Regions from separate parts of the Homo sapiens genome. Here region 2 is linked to region 1. The links are chromatin contacts, found by Hi-C or POLR2A ChIA-PET in ENCODE. All regions are on one chromosome and are shown on one strand. Each heading gives the region's core, a stretch centred on a gene start or an enhancer-like site at or near the end of the contact. The rest is flanking DNA. Distances are from core to core; before and after follow the strand shown. Region 1 has its middle 94 kb from the start of PDE3A. Region 2 overlaps PDE3A (phosphodiesterase 3A).

What was found. A loop is a pair of places that touch in the nucleus more often than their neighbours do. ChIA-PET counts read pairs that join two places held with the same protein, here RNA polymerase II (POLR2A). Pooled maps may share reads with other maps.
Region 2: a loop to region 1 is called in a pooled map, with 3 times the contacts of the local background. The contact joins two enhancer-like sites. A Hi-C loop is called at or near these places in 1 of 50 pooled maps. POLR2A ChIA-PET finds 5 or more read pairs at or near these places in 2 of 52 experiments (PC-3 and activated T-cell).

What each region holds. Positions count from the first base shown.
Region 1 is chr12:20,272,764-20,275,794 of GRCh38, forward strand. No RefSeq gene overlaps it. Among named protein-coding and RNA genes, the nearest start is that of PDE3A, 94 kb to the right of the region's middle. Within about 2 kb of position 1,333, at least 2 of the 41 ENCODE cell types and tissues checked have a DNase peak (open chromatin) inside an H3K27ac peak, as active enhancers do.
Region 2 is chr12:20,393,950-20,397,310 of GRCh38, forward strand. All of the region lies in intron 1 of PDE3A (phosphodiesterase 3A), which reads left to right. Among named protein-coding and RNA genes, the nearest start is that of PDE3A-AS1, 25 kb to the left of the region's middle. Within about 2 kb of position 2,034, at least 2 of the 41 ENCODE cell types and tissues checked have a DNase peak (open chromatin) inside an H3K27ac peak, as active enhancers do.

The DNA.
Region 1 (3,031 bases), core at 83-2,582:
AAGATACAAAATGAGTGGCTTTTTCTCTTTCTTTATTGTGGGTTCAGAGGGCAATGTTTTATCTTTTTCTATTTTTCCAGATATAACTTTATTCCACCTTTCAACTTCAGAGCTCCAACTTCAGAGGACAGAACATTATGTGGAGGGAGAGTTAAGACTTGGTAGGAAAAGCGATGACATGTCCTCTGCTTCATTTCTGGGTTTCTTCCCAGGCTGATTCATAACATCCAAAATAAGCTTAAGTAACACAATAGTCTTGGACTCGGCACCATAAGCTGCTTAGGAGGTGTGACTAGATCTTCTCCTGAACACTGTATTGTCTTGTGCCTCATAGTATTCCATTAAATTCATTACATAAATGTAGAAAATAATTAAATCAATCATTTGAGAATTTGGGTAATGTCAATCAATCTCCCATAGGCTAAATACATATAAGTAGTTGAGAATGGTGATAGAATGTATAAAACTAGACACTGGTTCAAAAAGACTCTAACTAACAGGTGATTGCTGCTTTGTAAAATGCTACCTAAACACATCAGCTGATCAGTGCTGCATAACTACAAGCAAAGTTTACTTTATTCGGTAGTCTTGACATTAAAAAAAAAAATGTAGGAGGAATTTTGGAAAAGGCAGTCAAGGGCATCTAAGTGAACAACACAAATGACACAGAGACCATGTGCTAAAGTTAAGGCACATTAATCAAAATCATAACATATTAGATTCCTAATGTCTCAGTGTCCAACAGTGGAAGGACCTAGTAAAAGTTAGGAAGTATAATTGTGGCAAGTTTAACAGTCTAAAAATGAAGTGAGATATAGTATAGTTATTTCTTTTTTGAAGTCAGGCATAATAACCCAAAAGGCATCAGGGCCATTTAATATATAAGCAACGTGCCTGGAATACCTCAATGACCCCTTGGAGGCATTCCTACCTTACTCTAGAGAATTCTACCATTATTTTGATGATAATGATGATGCATGAAAATCTTTCATTCTGTTCACTTTTTTTCAGAAAAGCAAAAAATTTGTAATTTCTGAAAAATGGTTAAAACATAAAGTAAATAAATATTTTTTATATTAGAGCAATGTTTTCTTACTATAAAAAGAGTGTGTGTGTGGTTCAGTAACTAACTGCAAAAATCATTTCATTATGGCTTGGCATCCCCGGGATACAGTGATGAAAGAAATAATAAATAAGCCACTATGTGATGAATACTTGTCCAAATGAAAATGCCTCTGATAATACCCTTTTAGAGGACAGGAATGTTATTAAGCTAGTGAGAACATCTAGTCCAGTTCCAGCTAGGTGGGTCAGGGCCCATTCTGGTAGGCTGATGTCTGTGCCATACCAGTTGTTAAACGTACTGAATATCATTCCTCCAGCAGAACCTGACACCTCCTATTCAACATCCCTTCTGCAGCCGGTCCCCATTTCTGTACTGGCAATACCTCCATCCTAGTCTTAGCTCAGACTTCTCAACAGCACTCCGTGCTTGGCCAGAGTTAACAAAGACACAAATAACACACTGTGTCATCTTGTAGTAAACAGAGAGGCTTTCCATTCTACCATGTTACAGCTGTGGAATCTTGGGTGGCTAATGAGCTTCACTTTCCCTGAGCTCCCTCACTTTTTAAACAGCTTTACTGAGACGTAACTCAAATATGTATTAATCAGGATTCTAGAAAGAGAACCGACAGGATATGTGTGTGTATATGTGTCTGTGTATATGTGTATATACATATATGATATTTATATATATATATGTTATATATATATAACATATATAAATAGAGGTTTATTTTAAGGAATTGCTCATGTGATTGTGGAGGCCTGGGAAGTCCAAAATCTTCAGGGTAGGCTGGCAGGCTAGGGATACAGGGAAGAATTATATAGTTCACCTCCAAAGGCAGTCTGCTGGCAGAATTTCTTCTTGCTTGCGGGGGTCAGTCTGTTATTAAGGTCTTCAACTAATTGGATGAGGCTTGCTCACATTATGGGGGGAGTATTATGTCTGATTTACTCAAAGCCTACTGATTTAAATGTTAATGTAATCTAAAAATACCTTCACATCTAAAATAAATTTTCACCGAATATCTGAGTAGCATGACCTAGCCAAGATGACACATAAAATTAACCATGATACCATGCAATCACTCATTTAAATTGTATAATTTGATGACTTTTAGTATATTCACAGATACATGCAACTATCACTTCAGTTAATCACAGAACATTTTTATCACCCTCATAAAGAAACCCTGTACCCTTTATATATCATCTGCCTGTCTCCTCGTTTGCTCCAACCACAAGCAAACACTAATGTACTTTTTGTCTCTGTAGATTTGCCCATTCTGGACATTTCATATGAATGGAATCATGTAATATGTGGTCTTTTATGACTGATTTCTTTCACTTAGCATAATATTTTCAAGGTTCATCTGTGTTGCAGTGTGTATCAACACTTCATTTCTTTTTAGGGTTTAATAATATTTCATTTTTTTCTATACATCTGTTGATGGACATTTGGGTTGCTTCAATTTTTTGGCTCATATAAACAATGCTGCTATAAACATGTGCAAGTGTGTGTGTGTGTGTGTGTGTGTGTGTGTGTGTGTGTGTGTGTGTATGTACATATGTTTTCATTTCTCTTGGGAATATACCTAGGAGTAGAATTGCTGAGTCATTTGCTAACTCTAGTTTAATCATTCAAGGAATTTTCAGGCTATTTTCCAAAACATTTTACACTATTTTGCATTCCCACTAGCAGTGTGAAGGTTTTCAATTCCTTCATGTCCTAACATTTATTATCTAAATTTTTTATTCTAGCCATTATAGTGGTTGTAAGTGGTATCTGGTATCTGTCACTTTACAACTGTGATTTTGATTTGCATTTGCCTGATGACCAATGATGGCAAAAGCTAGCATCTTTTCATGTGGTTATTGATCATTGTTATATCTTCCTTAGAGAAATGTCTATTTAGATCCTTTGCTCATTTTTTAGTTATTTGTCTTTTTATTATTGAGTTATAAA
Region 2 (3,361 bases), core at 784-3,283, 120 kb after region 1:
GTGTCACATCCATCAGGTATGTTGACGTGAGAGAAAAAGTTTACAAATCGCAGCTCTATAAACTTGAACCTAGAAGGGCATGAACCTAATTTGTGGACCACGCAAGCATTTACTTTCCTGTACAAAGTTCCTGTAAGGAGAAATTTAAATAAATATAGTGTAGAGGAAGGGCCTTTCCAGGAGTTTCTTTAACATCAGTGAAATATTCTTGCAAGAGGCAATATTTGACTCAGTATTTTCATTGGTCATTTAGATTTTACTTTTGACTTTAATTACTGGTATTCTAGCCTTCAATGGTAGACTGTTTCATGTTTCTCCAGAAAGTTAGGTTTCATTTTTATTTTCTATAGTTTATGAGTCCATGCTTGTAACTTATAGGGAAATCATAAAAACAGAACAGAGTGTAGTTAGAACACTGAACTTCTAAAAGGATATCCCTGCCTTAGAGATGGTATATAATACTTTTTCATGAGTTGGGATAAATAAGAAACCTCTTTGTGGCACTTTGGGCAAGAAAAGAAGTTTTGCTGTAGTTAACATTGTGATGAAATGGACTATTAATCTGAAGAGTTGCACCTGGAATTTTTTAACTAATGTAGTTAACAATTAATTTGTATAATAAATAGCTATCAGAGAAGCATTATAATGATATCAGATGCTACATATTCTTCTCAAAGTACTAAATTTTACAATTATAATCTCCACAGAAGAAAATACGATTTTAAACTGCAAATAAAACATGCAAGAACTTGAATCTTTTATTCTGCTTCTACTTGCTGTGACTTTTCATGTTTTTAAGTAGGGTATTGCATTGATTGTCAACTGGGCCAAATTTTGCCCCTGCCTGAAGATATTATTTAGTTTTTAGGACTTGAAGAGTGCTACTGGTTTGACATCTGCTAGGTAAAGTTCAGGAGTGTTGGTAAACATCCTACAGTTCAGAGGACAACTCCCTATAAGAAAGAATTATCTGACTCAAAATGTCAGTAATGCTAAGGTTGAGATATATCTTAGATTATTGTGCATTTATTTTAATCCATACTCCATATGGAAAGAAGGATGGAATCAATAGAAATTGAATTTTTCCTAATTATGAACATAGTGATAGCAGGATCTGTTGATGGAGGGATTCAAATACAGCGCAGTGATTAAGATGCTGGATTTGTTATCAGGGTTGAGTTCTGGTTTCCACTCTAGCCACTTGTTAGCCATGTGGTCTTGGTAAAATGATTAGTCTCTCTGAGACAGAATGTCATTTATAAAATGTGGATAATAAATTCTACCTTACAGGTTTGCTTGGATGAATAAAATTGCTTGCAGCCTGGAAAGTATTACATGTTCAATAAATTGTAGCTACTGTTCTATTTAGAATATAAACTGATATTGGTAGCATAGTATTTATATGGTTATACAGAGAGTGAGATGGTAGAAATATTAACAGAAATGAATTTCTTGAATATAAATATTTCTTTACAGTTTAATGAAGAGCTGTAGTATTTACACATAGTATTATATATGTATACTATGTATACACATAGTATATATATACATAGTATAATATGTATACTATGTGTACACATAGTATAATATGTATACTATGTGTACACATAGTATATATATACATAGTATTATATATGTATACTATGTATACACATAGTATATATATAGTATTATATATGTATACTATATATACACATAGTATTATATATGTATACTACATATAACTAGAATAGAATCATTATATATATATATATATCTCTAGCAAAGCACAGTAACATAGGTATATAACTAGAAAATAATATTTGACAATTTGGGGAGACCTATAGAGATGCAACCTTCAAGACAGTAAACTAACGTTAAAAATGCCAAATTATTAACAGAGGTTATCAATGAGGTTCGTTAAAAAGAAAAAATATTTTCCCTTTTAAAATTTTTTATTCTTTTATTATTTTATTTTAGGGACAGGATATTGCTGTGTCACTGTCACTCAGGCTGAAGTGCAGTGGCATGATCATAGCTCACTGTAACCTTGAACACTTACGCTCAAGTGACCCTCTGGCCTTGGCATCCCAAAACACTGGGATTACAAACATGAGCCACTGCACTTGGCCTATTCTTCCATATTGTCATATTGCTTAATTTTGTTTTCAAAAAACATACATTCCTTTTGTAATTTAGAAAACAAGTATTATAAATGAAAAAAACCCTCATAGCTCCCCAATATAAATGGTGAAAAATATAATCGTTAAAACATTCCTCTTCTAATTTATAAGGTTACCCCTTTTTGCTGGTTTATCTCTATTAGTTGGTTTTCCTCTTCAGTCACCTTTCTAAAAGTGGATAAGCTGTAGGACCCATTAACATTTTACTGGCATGATAAAGCTGGTCATGTTGATGCCTTTATCGCCTAAGCTGGCATGTAGTGCTATTGTGAAGCCAGTACAGTTTCGTCTGGGTGGTGAGTAGAGGAAAAGTGCAGAAGAATTTAGAACTTGAATGTCTAAAGCCAGAACTCTATCCTTGACCAAGTCTTCCCTAATAATTTATTAAAAACTTCAATAGAAATATAGAAAGCATATTATTTAAACTTCCAGTTGACAAAAACTGGAAGACATACATACTAGCTTAGATGATTGAGTATCAGTTTCAAAATATGCATAGAGTTGAATAACGAGTAAACATTAAATTTTAAAAATATTTAATTTAAAAATATTTAAAAGGAGAAAAGGTAAATTTCTATAAATTTAGATTTAGGAATAATTTTATAATTTCATGATGAGAGAAGCTGGACCATTATCTAATGCCCGTTACCTAAGGGTTAGTTTGCCACAGTTCATTGAACTGTCTCTTAGACTAGATTTTGAAAGCAAACTTTTCAGAATCCTTTGCTATGTTTGTAGCATTGTGACCAGTTCTGCTTGCTGTATTTTAAGAGGAGTATTGATCACTATGAAGTGGTCAGAAAGCCTGGAATTAGTCAAATCCCTGCTCTGCCATGTATTAACTCTGTGGCTTTAGGTAAATTGTAATGCTTAATCTCTCAAAGCTTAGGTTTTCTTATATAGAAAATTTTTTTTAAGCTACCCCAGAAAAATGTTTTGGGGATTGACTGAGATTATAAAGATGCTAATAATAATAACTTAATAAACCTTGTATGTTGCTTACTCTAAGCCAAGCTAAATTCTAAAAATGTATGTTTGTAAGTACATTTAATTCTCATTAGTACTCTGAGGTTGATACTGTTGTTCTCATTTTACAGCTGAAGACACAGGCACAGTGAGCCTGTCTCTATATATGTCTCTCTATATGTCTTTATATATGTCTCTATATATTCTAGTAAATCATAGTTAAAAATTTTTGT